2 separate regions of the Homo sapiens genome follow, and region 1 is linked to region 2. Evidence: chromatin contacts called from ENCODE Hi-C or POLR2A ChIA-PET data. All regions are on one chromosome and are shown on one strand. The core of a region is the stretch at or near the end of the contact, and the rest is flanking DNA. Distances in the headings are between cores, read along the strand shown. Region 1 has its middle 210 kb from the start of MIR4444-1. Region 2 overlaps LINC01117 (long intergenic non-protein coding RNA 1117).

Region 1 (6,215 bases), core at 2,547-5,046, 360 kb before region 2:
ATAGTGGTTGGCAGAATAATGGTCCCTTAAGATGTATACCCCCTGATACGGTGTGGATGTTTGTACCCTCCAAATCTCATGTTGAAATGTGATTCCCAGTGTTGGAGGTGGGGCCTGGTGGAAGGTGATTGCATCATGGGGCGGATCCCTCATGAATAGTTTAGCACCACCCTCTTGGTGATGAGTGAGTTCTTGCTCAGTTAGTTCATGCAAGATCTGGTTGTTGAAAAGTCGGGACCTCCCTCACATCCTTCTTGCTCCCACTCTCACCATGTGATGTGCTTGCTCTGGTTTTGCCCCCCACCATAATTACAAACTTCCTGAAGCCCTCCCCAGAAGCTGAGTACATATTGGTGCCATGCTTATAACCCCTGGGACAATTCTTTGAGGGTGAGGTACTCTGTGATGTTAGCATCTAAACGTAAGGAAAGAATACCATCGTCTCCTTATGTATTCATAGCAACACAGTGCAAGCCAGCATAATGCATTTGTCTTCATGAATTCACTATGGTGACTTGGGGAAATGTGGCTGCTAAGTACTTGCTTCTAGTATGGATCAAGGCAGTTATTTTGTGAAAACTATCAGAAGACCAAAAAAATTGAAAGACAAAACATGAGAGAAAGATGAACTAACCTAAAGTAATCAAATATCCGTGAATAACAGACACCTCAGGATGGTTGTCCTGAGTTTCTGCTGCAAAGTGCTTGTCTGCAATACAGCCTGCAGAACTGTGAGCTGATTAAACCCCTTTTGTTTATAAATTACCCAGCCTCAGGTATTCCTTTATAGCAATGCAAGAGCAGCCTAATATACCCCCTACTATCCAGAACCTATGAATATATTACCTGACGTGGCAAAAGGGGCTTTGCTGATATCATAAAGGCTAAGGATCTTGTGATGGGTGAGATTATCCTGGATTATCCAAGTGGGCCTAATCACATGAGTCCCCCAAAATGGAGAACCATTCCTTGCTACGGAGAACCTGGGAGATGGCTTTGTGAAGACTCAGTCCACCATTGCTGGCATTGAAGATGGAAAAACAGGGCTGTGAGCCAAGGAATGTTAGTAGCCCCTAGAAGTTGGAAAAGGCAAGAAAACAGATTCTCCCCCTGAGCCTCCAGGAAGGAATACAGTTGTTGACAACTTAATCTTAGCCCAATAAGATTTGTGTTGGAGGTTTGAACTACAAAGCTGTAAGATAATACATATGTATTGTGTAAGCCACTAAATGTTGGTAATTTGTCATGGCAGCAATAGAAAATTAATACACCAGTACTATCCAGTTATCTATGATAATGAGAGGGTAGAATAAAAAATAATTCCAAATATGTCTAAATACTATATTTCCTAAGCATATTCCTTATTTTAAGCATAAATAATAATATTATTAATAGACAGTTTTTCTTGATGATGTCACTGAATAAATAATAAACCCAATATTTAAAGAATATATGTTTGAAGGTGCCAAATTATTGGCATACACTGGGTCTTAGCTTGGAAACATGGAGAAGTTTACCCAACATTGGTTCAACAAATTCAACTGATATGAGCACTTCATCCCAGAGGGCTTTCATTAGTAATTATTTGGTAGTCTCTGCTAACAAACTAGTGAGCCAGGTATGGCTATGAGTAGAAATATGAATCAGGATGACAAGCTCAAAGTTTCTAGGTATTCCTAGGAAGTGAGGTTGATGCCACAGCAGGTGACATTCTTAGAGATGAATGACCCTGGGTTTGGTCTGCAAAGATGAGTGGGAGGGGCCAGAGGGAGAAAGAGCCAAGGCAGAGGGACCCAGAGTGCAGAAAGATGAATGTGAGGAATCCCAGGCAGTCCCAGAGAGTTCCGACACTCACTTGACCAGGCTGGGAGTCTCCCCAAACCCCCATGGTTGAGGCTTGGGAAGAGGCATCTTGGCAGTAGGTCTTATTCTCTGCCTACTGCATCTTGCCTTGGCCTATCCCAGGCTCTCTTCTTCCCACGCTGGTCCATTCAGCATTTGGAAACATTGGGGAAAAAGCTATTATTTATATAATACCAGCAAATGTTTTCTTTTGTTTTATAAAGGGAAGGAATATTTAATTAGTCCTTCTGTGGGCCTCATTACTAACAGTAAGTTACCTCAGTAGAGTGTAGAACTGTGGATAGAGTAAACTGAACAATATTCCTAAATATTGCATAAACTGATCATTTCTGACGAACCAACTTGGGCTTAGGAGGGTGGGAAGGTACGTCCACACCTGGGATGGAGGAGAAAATGAATGAGGACGGAGACTCAAGGGAAGGTAACCCTGGAGGGGAGTTGATGAGGACCTTTCTTAACTTTGACATTTTCTTCAGGGGAAGTCATGGCCTGGAGGTTCCTTTCCCAAGTCTGTGAATCTCAGACTTTGAGCTGTGGAGAAATTGCTAAACGTCGTAACTCATTCATTATCATATTCTTAGCTGGATCTGCATAGTAACTCATAAAGCTGTCTCCTAGCAGCTTACACGTAAGACACATAACTCACAGGATAGCTTCATGTACTTCATGGTTTCTGTGGAGTCTTAATGGAGTCTGCTTGATTCTTGAGCAAATCTGACTTTAACAACAAACCCAAGTCAGTCAATATCATTATCATCATCACACCACCATCAGCAGCAGCAATAATAACAAATACCTAACATTCCTAAAATAAAGGGCAGTTTACAAATACCTTTATATGTGTTAGCCCTTGTGCTGTTCTCACTCTGCTTCCTAGCTAGGTGGAATGTTATCAGGACACCTGGTCACCACCTGGTGTGAGTCAACCAAAACTGTGATGTTGAACTAACTATAAACTTAAATGAGATCTTTTTCTGAGGTTCCCTTTCTTGAACTTGCCTTGCACATTATGGATAGAAGGGGAAGTCTGTAGTTTAGCATAAAAACAGCAAGAATGGAAATACAGAAGAGAAGAAAAGAATTTTACATGTGTATGTTGAGCCCCTGAGTTTCTCTAGAGACAAGAGTGATTCAGAGTCAAAAAAGGACACACATACTTCACCAAGATCTAAAATAATCCCTGGGACAGTTCTTGGAGGGTGAGGTACTCTGTAATGTTTAGCATTTAAATGTAAGGAAAGAACACCATTGTCTCCTTACGTATTGATAGCAACGCAGTGCCAGCCAGCATAATGCGTCTGTCTTCATGAATTCACCGTAGTGACTTGGGGAAATGTGGCTGCTAGGTACTCTAGGCTCTAGTATGCATCAAGGCAATTATGTCCTGAAAACTGTCATAAGACTACACAAATTGAAAGACAAAACATAATAAGAAAGATGAACTAACCTGAAGTAACTAAATATCTGTGAATAACAGAAGCCTCAGGATGGTTGTCCTGAGTTTCTGCTGCAAAGTACTTGTCTGCAATATTTTAAAGACTTAATAGAATTTTATTTTAAAGCCATGACATTAGCACAGTTAAGCCAATCAATGTTTTTAAATAGCCTTTTAAAGGTGCCTTTTTAATTGTGCTCTGTGGGAGGGAAAGGCACATGAAGACTGAAAAACATCTAAAAATGGCTTAGTCAGATCTTTCAAAAATATTTGCAAAAGCACATTTTTGCCTTGGTTCGATTGCTGTAGAAGTGGGGTTAACGTATAAGATCTAAAGGGCTTATTCCCTGTGAAAAAACAAAGATTTAACCCTTGTGTAGGTTCATTCAGTTCAGCATCATAGCAAAATATTTGACATCTGCACTGGTTTCCTTTTGGGGCTCCAAGGAGTTGTGGTTTCTGTTAGAGATGGAATGACTATGCAGAAACTTCCCTTCCCTCCTTGGGGCCCAGGAGACACAGAGAACACTCATGTTGTTCCTTCTAGCAGTCCTTTAACAGTCTGAATGTTTGCCAGTGACCACTTTGGATTTATAGTTAGAATGTGTCCAAACATCTGGATAAATAGCAAAAAGTGCTATTAACTTTTTAACTTGCTTGCTGGCACAATGCCCATGTTATTTGCACAATTAGAGCGCATCTCCCTTTCTTCATAACTTACTTTTGTATGATGCTTTATTGTTTAAAAAATGCTTTCATATATATTTTCCTGTTGGGAGCCCCACAATAGTCATGTATGACAAGAAAGTTATTATTAGTTTCTGTTTTATAGATGTAGAAACTGAAGCTTGGAAATATGGAGAGGTTTACCTAAGGTCGGTTCAACCAATTCAACCAATATTTCATGAGTACTGTAGAATGCTTTATATATCCAAGGGGGCTTTCAAAAATCATTATTTTATAGTCCCTGCTAACAAAGTGGTGAGACACATATTTACCAAATCTTCTCACTTCCTTTCCAGTACTATGTCCATGAAATTATGGGTCTTTCGCATGACCTGTGGAATTATATGAAGAATTTACTTCTTTAAAAATTTTCAACCCAAGTATTTGTTGGTTTGGAGTTGCAGCATAAAGAGAGCAGAATGTACAGATAATTAGAGGGGGAATGAATTAACCAACAGAGAAGAGTATTTGGTCTTGCTTTTTGCTTTAATTATTTTTGATTATTTTCTTAAAGAGGAGTCATTTGGGGAGTTTTTTTTGTTTTGTTTTTTGTTTTTTGTTTTTTACCAAGCATTTCATTGCAGTGTTTAATCACAGTACTGTGTACTGCTGTATTGATCTGATATGCTCAGTTCTGGCCAGGGGCCATCAGTGTACACATGCAATGGAACAAACTGACCAAGGTAGAAAGACAGATTGGAGATGAGGGCAAGTGCCTGGAAACTGGGCTGCCATGGGCATCTGTGGCCAGGCTGGGATCACACTAGCAGATTTCAATGCCTTTTTACATGGCCTTATACTAGGCTGGTCCTATTAGCACATGACATGCTTAATGGTTTGTTGTTTTTCTTAATTTCCTGGAGAGAAGATCCTTTTGAAAACTCCAAATTTTTCTAAGTTTAGCTAAGAGGTTCCTCTTAGCTAATGTTCCCCCCCACCCCCCCCCCTTACTTCTCAGTTAGTTTTGATTAAGGGTCCTTAAGGAGAAGTTCAGAGGAACCAGAAAATGGGAGTGGCTGTCAGGCATGACATGTCAGGCTTGGTATAGTATTGAAACCAAGGAAAGAGTCTGTGCTAGGGCAGAAGAGTGGGGTGCAGTCTCCCAGAGCTGAAATAGCACCTTAACTCTGCTGCGTGATCCTTAGACATTTAATCTTTCTGGGACTCCGTTTCCTTAAAGTAAAATTGAGGTAATGTGCATATTTTAATTGGCTATTAATGAAATAACATTATGTGAAGGGTTAAGCAGAGTCCATGACATACAGCAGGTACTCAATAATAAGAGCAGCTACTACTACTATTACTGTCACTGTCACTACCACTAGTGTAATTGGGGTCAAGAGAGCAAGAAACCAGATTAGCTCTGCTCCTCTCCCTTTTCCACCCTCTTGCATCCTGTTATTATGAGTAGAAAGGGAAAGCCCTTGAGGCAAAAAATCACAGTTAGAACCCATGCCTCAAGTATTTTAGCTGAAGATGTAGGAACTGATTCCCAGGAACTACAAGGACTTTACTAATGGTATTTTCAGATTGTTCTACTCTGCAGTCTACATTGGGCACTAGAATTTTAGACTCCAGATACGTTCTCAGTTGTAATTCAACTGTTCAGTTGCTGTGGTGAAATACCTTAGTTTTCTGAACTTCCTTTTGTCTTGTGCTAAATGAAAATGAAATATGTCTAAATCAAATCAAATTGGTAGAAACGTTTGAATGGTACAGGCCAAAGCATCCATGCATGATTCTCATGTGTTACCTCTGTTCCCTTGTCCCCACTGTCAACACAGGTTGCATATTCCTTTTCATTTGTTCTTTTTGTAATAAATGTTTTGGTATACTAAAGACACAACAGGGAAGTTCATGCTTTTATTTATTCATTTATTTAAAGAACTTTTCTGGGCACCTAGTACATCAGGCATTGACCTATTTAGGGAAGTGCTTGGGTTCTCCCAGGCATTGTAATGGGTAGCAAATGAATCACGGGTTCATATATGATCTGGCAGCATATGAACTTAGTCAGTGGAAACAGTGAGTCAGGAAGCCAAAAGGCAAAGTCCATCTCTGCACAAGGAGAGAGACTGAGCTGGGAATGATGCATTGTGGTCTGGGAACCTCATTATTAGCAAGTTGGAGACATACTGGAGAGTGTTCAGAGAAAAGTAACAGGGATGATAAACGGGCGGAAAGACTGATT
Region 2 (6,123 bases), core at 1,749-4,248:
TAATATTTAAACATTTTTTAACCCAAAGTATTACTAAAAGATTGAAGGGTGTATGTATGTCTGACTCTATTGTTAAGAAGACACCTCTTGTTTCCAGTTGCTTGTATATTACCCCTTGGGAAGATATGACTTAGCAGCCCAAACTGCCTTTCACACTAGCAGGCTTCTTGATCTCTTTACTGTTGTTTGTTTGTCTTAATTCTACTCCCATTTGCCACGTATTCAACTGTTTAATACTAGTATTCTACCCCTTGTCTATACCCATGATGCAAATTGGGGTTCAGCCGTGAAATGATTGTTAGAAACAGTTAAGACTCAATGGAGGGGAGACTGGAGATTGTCAAACCTGCGCTCTCCAGAGCAGCCAGCAGAGCGCTTTGGGGATAGAAGGAGCTTTGGGCAGGGGTTCTGTCACAGAAGCTCTGTCAGGTCAAGCTGGTCGGTTGGAAATAATGAGTCAATCTAGCCAGGCCATCAGGGAGGTGTTAGGAGACATTCAGTGAAAAAAACTTCTACCAACTTGGATGTTTTCCATAAAAGAACTAGTTAACTAGATTTTCCATTTCTAGCTGGCTGCTTTGCAGTATAATGAAAAGGAATTTCCATATGATTGGGTTGATGGGCTAGCCATCCCTAACCCCACACAACCACCTGTGCCACATCACTCCTGGCTATCAAAACCACATACCAACCACCACCACCTACCCCATTTAAAAACAAAATCCTCATTAGAATCAACAAGAGAAAATAAACTTGCTTTGGAGGTGGTGGTATTGTTCATTTCATACATTCACTCAACAAACATTCACTATGAAACTCTTCGGTGTCATCTACTGAATAACTCTACACATGCAAGTTGGTAGGAAAAAAATGCTGCTGAAGGAACTCTTAAGGGAAAAAATTATCAAAGTTGTAGCATTACAAATACAAGTTTCAGCCTTGGGAGAATACAAAACCTAAAGAAAACAAGGCTGTTTTCCTCTAATGTATGTCACGGATGAGGACAGAGTGTTTCAGGTAATGCCACTGATGAAGATGATGAGCTGATGTGGATGCTGGTGCTGCCATTCACATGGTGAGGGCTCACTACATGCCTGGCACTGTGCACAATACATCGGTTATTTAATTGCTGTAACAAACCTGTTAAGTTGGACTCATTATTTCCATTTTACAGATGAGAAAACTGAGGCCCAAAGAGGCTAAGTAGCATCTAGCACTAGTGACATGTAGTAAATGGAGGAATCCAGATTGAACTTCACAGTCATCTCGCTCCAAAGCCCATAGCACTTTGCCTTCTTTCTAATTTGGTTGACTTGCTTTTGCTTGAGGCCATTTAATAGCCAAGTCAAAATCTAAGTGATTTTCACTCACACATGTGAGAACTGGGTGAATGCTTTTGAAGCTAGGTCTGGGGAAGACGATTAAGATGATCTGTTAACTGCATATTTAAATGCAACATTCCCACGTATTGTCTGAATCTTAGTAATATTTCCTGGGCTCCAAATCTCATTCTTTGTGTTCTCTTTTACATCAGACCTCTCCAAAGAGGTGCCACAGATGTAATGCTGCAGGTCCCAAAGGTGCTGCCCTTCATGTCCAAATGGCACAGCACTGCCCTAAAGCTGGCCCCTTAGCAGCTGTGACAGTCAGGGAGCAACCCCCACATGTGCAGCTTAGCAGGATGCCACCCAGAGGTCTGAGACACTGTCAGGGAAGAAGAAACAATGGAGGAGAAAAGAAGAGAAGGTGAGGGCAGCATAGACAAGAAAGCAAGGGAGAGAGAGGGAGAGAAAACTGCAAACAGCCATCTGCCGCCGCCTCCCAACTGGCCTCCCCAACCACAGGCCAGTCTCCTTCCAAGTCCCTCAGCAGAGAGCTGCATTCAGAAAGAAGCAAATGAGGGACGTGGAGGCAGAAAACCCGGAAGTCTTGGCTTGTCATCTGAAACGTTTGAACTCGGGCAAGCCATGAACCTCTCTGGGTCTCAGTTTCCTCATCTGTAAAAATGAAATAAGGATAAGGTCCATTTCACCAAATATTGAACACCTAATGAGATCATGTATTTTTAACAGCTTTATCGAGTTGTAACGGACATATAATAAACTGTACATGTTAAGCGATGATGCATTTGAAAAGAAGCATTTGTAAACCATAAAACTTTCATCTCTACCAGGCTCAGATTCCCACAGTAGCTCCCTAATTTCTTTAAGCCATTTTCTGTCTGGTTTTTAGGAGTCTTCATAACTGGTCTGCACCTTATCCAGCCACCTCATTTCTCACCATTTTCCACTACAGACTCTGATAACAATGAGGCCAGCCTTCTTCATTCAGCATTCTCTCCACTGGTTCTTCCCTGGAACACCAACAATGACCACCAAGCCCCTCTGCTCATCTTCAGCATCTTCATTCTCCTGCATTTGTTCAGCCATTGAACCCTGAACACTCTGACAAACACTGTCCTATGTACTGGGGATGCTTCTGGGAGCAAGAAAGACAAGTTCACTGCCATCAAGGGCCCTCCGAGAGCTCTTGACAGTAAACAGGGTGTTCCCCTGCCAGCATCCTCCTCCCTAGGTGAATCCTCCAGCTCTGATGCTCTCTCCTCTATGATTTCTCTTTTAATTACCATTAACTCATTATCTTATCTTTTTTCCTACAGCTCTTGTAGGCTGTTTCGTATAATTTAGGGTATGATTTTATTTTTTAAAATTCTCACCTAAAAAGCACCACCCAGGAAACTGTTTTTTTTTTTTTTCCATATTCTTATAACCCAGAGTAGACATCAAATGCTTGTTGATTTCAGAAGAGCATATCAGAAAAGCTGGGCACATGTGAGAAACTTTCCCAGGGAACAGGACCCACCATTGCCCCTCAGTGGCACCTGTATGGTAGGCTGGTCGGCCCTGCTGGGAGGGCGGCACTAGTGAGGACAGTCTGATTCACGGCTTGTCCAAAGCCAACCACAGGGGAAGCCATGCTCAAGGACATCTTCCTGCTGCCGGCAAAAGACGAGTGTCTCCTAGCAACCAGCTTCCAGTGGCTTCCTGTCCTGGGAGCCTCCCTGTGCTCACTGCTTTACGTCCTGGGGTTTTGTATTTTGGCCTTGCTAATCACTATTTTTATTCTAGATTCTGGAAATTGAGGAATAAATGCAGGCTAGCTGCTGACGTTCAAGCGGAGACACTATTTCATTCATAACCTCCTTTCAGCAACCACTCATGACTTTCATGGAACGGAATGTTTGGTCTTAGTCTAAAAAGGGTAAATATATTTTTTAAAGATTCCATTTATATCAAGACAGTTGGTTTGAAAGATACATAAAAAAGGAAAAGCACACATTCTTTCCATCAAATAATCAAAAAGTACTGACCTTTTCAAAACAGATACACTATCATTCAAAACCTGTTACAGCAATAAACTCTAACTTGGCAAGTTCACAGATGCAGAAAGAAAGGCAAGGCAAATTTGAAGAAAATGGTTCAAAGGTCCTTGAAAGTTGTGGTGGCTTAAAATTATGTCTGCTGCAATATGGATTGAGCATTTATTTCCTCCATGTTCTTCCTAGAGAGTCTAACCTCAGTTTCAAGATATACAGTGCTACATTTTTATTTTGGTGGGATTGAACTCTGCAGTTCATGTTGCTTTTTAATGTTTTCTCTTGTTTTTATCAAATATTCATCAATACACAAATTCCTCATCTGTTAAAAAATTAATCAGACTTCACAGTGAAGAGCTGGAAACTATAAGTATATCCTTTATTCAAAAAAACCCATAAATTTAATTTAAGGTGTGATTACTTTTCTCTTTCAATAAGAAAACTCAAAGACTTAAGGTGAGTTGAGTGCCCAGAGTTAAATGCATGAGAGGGCTGGTAAACCCCAGAACTCTTTTCCAGCAAAGCCACCAAAGCCTGGTACTGCCTGGGGTTCCCTGAGCAGCAAGTTGAGGTTTGGAGTCTGCCACTGCTGTATTTATGTAGTGAGCTCGGTCTCTGCAGACTTGTGAGTTCTTTGGAGGTATCCCTCAATTCCTCCCCCCATTTCCGTCCCCCTGTCCCAGCAATAACAGCCACAAAGTCATAAGTCCAAGATTAATTCTAACTGTTTTGGCTGTAGTAGACTCTCTCTAAACCTAAGAATGACTTCTGCCTTCTCAGGGATAGTATAGGATTTACCAGGTGGAGCCAGTGACTTCCATCTTTTCAGCATCTACTTTTGAAATTTATCCTTGGATGGAGTTTTTTTTTTTTTTTTTTTTGAGACGGAATCTCGCTCTGTCGCCCAGGCTGGAGTGCAGTGGCGGGATCTCGGCTCACTGCAAGCTCCGCCTCCCGGGTTCACGCCATTCTCCTGCCTCAGCCTCCCAAGTAGCTGGGACTACAGGCGCCCGCCACTACGCCCGGCTAATTTTTTGTATTTTTTTAGTAGAGACGGGGTTTCACCGTTTTAGGATGGAGTTTTTAATAGGGGGTGTTGCACATTCCTTAGAATAACTCACAGGCTCCTTAGCTTCCTCTTTTGGGGTTCTGTACATATTTGTTTCAGGGGTACAGAATGAATCACATGGCTACAGCAGAGCACTCTTGCATGACTCTTGCTTACTCATTAAAGAAACTCGTACATGAATCAAGGCTTTCCTTATGGTCTCAGGCTGTTCTTCATTCCCTGAAATGGTCAGAACACCCATCAAGTATCTTGGAAGAATGCATATCTTTAAAGGCCATAAAGAAAGAACGTTTGGTTAAAAGGAAAAACTGCTCTGCCACCCACTTGTCTGAGTTCTCCTTTCTTCATCTTTAATCAATATGTACATCTGTTCACTTGATGTTTTAATACTAGTTGAGGTAAATTCAGCTTCATCATGTTTTTCCACAGAGGGGAAAAAAGTAACCCTGACTTTTCCTCTGGGCCTTTTCAAATATCTACATGTAGTGGTGGAATGAGCGGAGGACAGGAAAGACCCTGGGAGGCAGGCCTGTGTCTCACCCCACTGGGCCTAGTATTCCAACCACCGCACAAGACTAATTCAAGAATAATAGGCCTGGGTTCCAGCCTTAATCATTTCCATTTTCATTATGGTTTACACATTAATTGTAAATGACCAGATTGATTAGGGACTCTTTAAAGCCAAACAGATTGGGAGGCAGTGCAGGGTAGTGCTAACTGTATATGTTTGACATTTCCATAGACCTGGACTAAACATCCAGACCTGTCATTTACTAGCTGTGTGACCTTGGGAAAGTCACTAGGCTTCTCTGAGCCTCATATTTTCCTTACCTATACAATAGGGATTGTAACTACCTGTATGAAAATTAGTGTGAATAAAATGAAACAATGTATGGAAAAGATTTCGCATAGTGCCTGTAACCATCGTTTATTGAATAAAAGACTGTAATGCATACTGCTCTGATATGTGTGGCATACTGTCTTACCAATTGTCTATTACTTATGTACAAAGCACTGTGGTAAGTGCTATAGAGACCCCTCAAAATTTCGGATGCTCTTTTCTCAAAAGCTTTATAACCCAATTGTTAATCAAGAAGACAACATAGAAATCCGTAGAAAAAGTAAAATTGCAGTTGGATAAAACTTCTCTTGGAGTGCTGCCCACTCTCAGTAGTCAAGTCCACACCTGAGGCTGAGAGTGCTTCAGTCATTGCTTCATGGGTCACACCTGAACCAACTAGGGCACTCAATGAAATAACATCCAATATTCATCCAACAAATATTGATTGACCTACTATGTGCCAGGCACTGTGCTAGGTGATGGATATGTCAGTCTTCCAGGAGTTTGTTTTAAGAAGCACTCAGGGTCTGTTTTAAGCATTTCATATGAATTAACTCTTTAAACTTTTCAACAAAACTAGGAGGGGGGGACTAGCATCAGTCTCATTCTACAGATGAAAAAACTAATCACAGAGAGGTTATATAACTTGTCCAGGGCCACACAGTAATAGACAGCAGAACTGGATTGGAAACAAGCAAAGTGGTTCTAGGGTCTGCCCTGGTATCACCAATACCTTACTGCTTTGTAACAGCACGTTTTCTTATGAGGAGACCATTGCATGCTTCTGGTGTGGCTCCTTTACTCCTGTTTTTGAAGATCGATTCTCTAGATGAAAAG

The links. Hi-C counts contacts between places; a loop is a spot of excess contacts on that map. ChIA-PET counts read pairs that join two places held with the same protein, here RNA polymerase II (POLR2A). Pooled maps may share reads with other maps.
Region 1: a loop to region 2 is called in a pooled map, with 4 times the contacts of the local background. The contact joins two enhancer-like sites. A Hi-C loop is called at or near these places in 1 of 168 maps with a recorded cell type or tissue (A673) and 2 of 50 pooled maps. POLR2A ChIA-PET finds 5 or more read pairs at or near these places in 1 of 52 experiments (T-cell).

What each region holds. Positions count from the first base shown.
Region 1 is chr2:176,997,117-177,003,331 of GRCh38, reverse strand. No RefSeq gene overlaps it. Among named protein-coding and RNA genes, the nearest start is that of MIR4444-1, 210 kb to the left of the region's middle. Within about 2 kb of position 3,796, at least 2 of the 41 ENCODE cell types and tissues checked have a DNase peak (open chromatin) inside an H3K27ac peak, as active enhancers do.
Region 2 is chr2:176,640,751-176,646,873 of GRCh38, reverse strand. All of the region lies in intron 2 of LINC01117 (long intergenic non-protein coding RNA 1117), which reads right to left. Among named protein-coding and RNA genes, the nearest start is that of LINC01117, 6.1 kb to the right of the region's middle. RefSeq lists a silencer at 4,552-4,641. Within about 2 kb of position 2,998, at least 4 of the 41 ENCODE cell types and tissues checked have a DNase peak (open chromatin) inside an H3K27ac peak, as active enhancers do.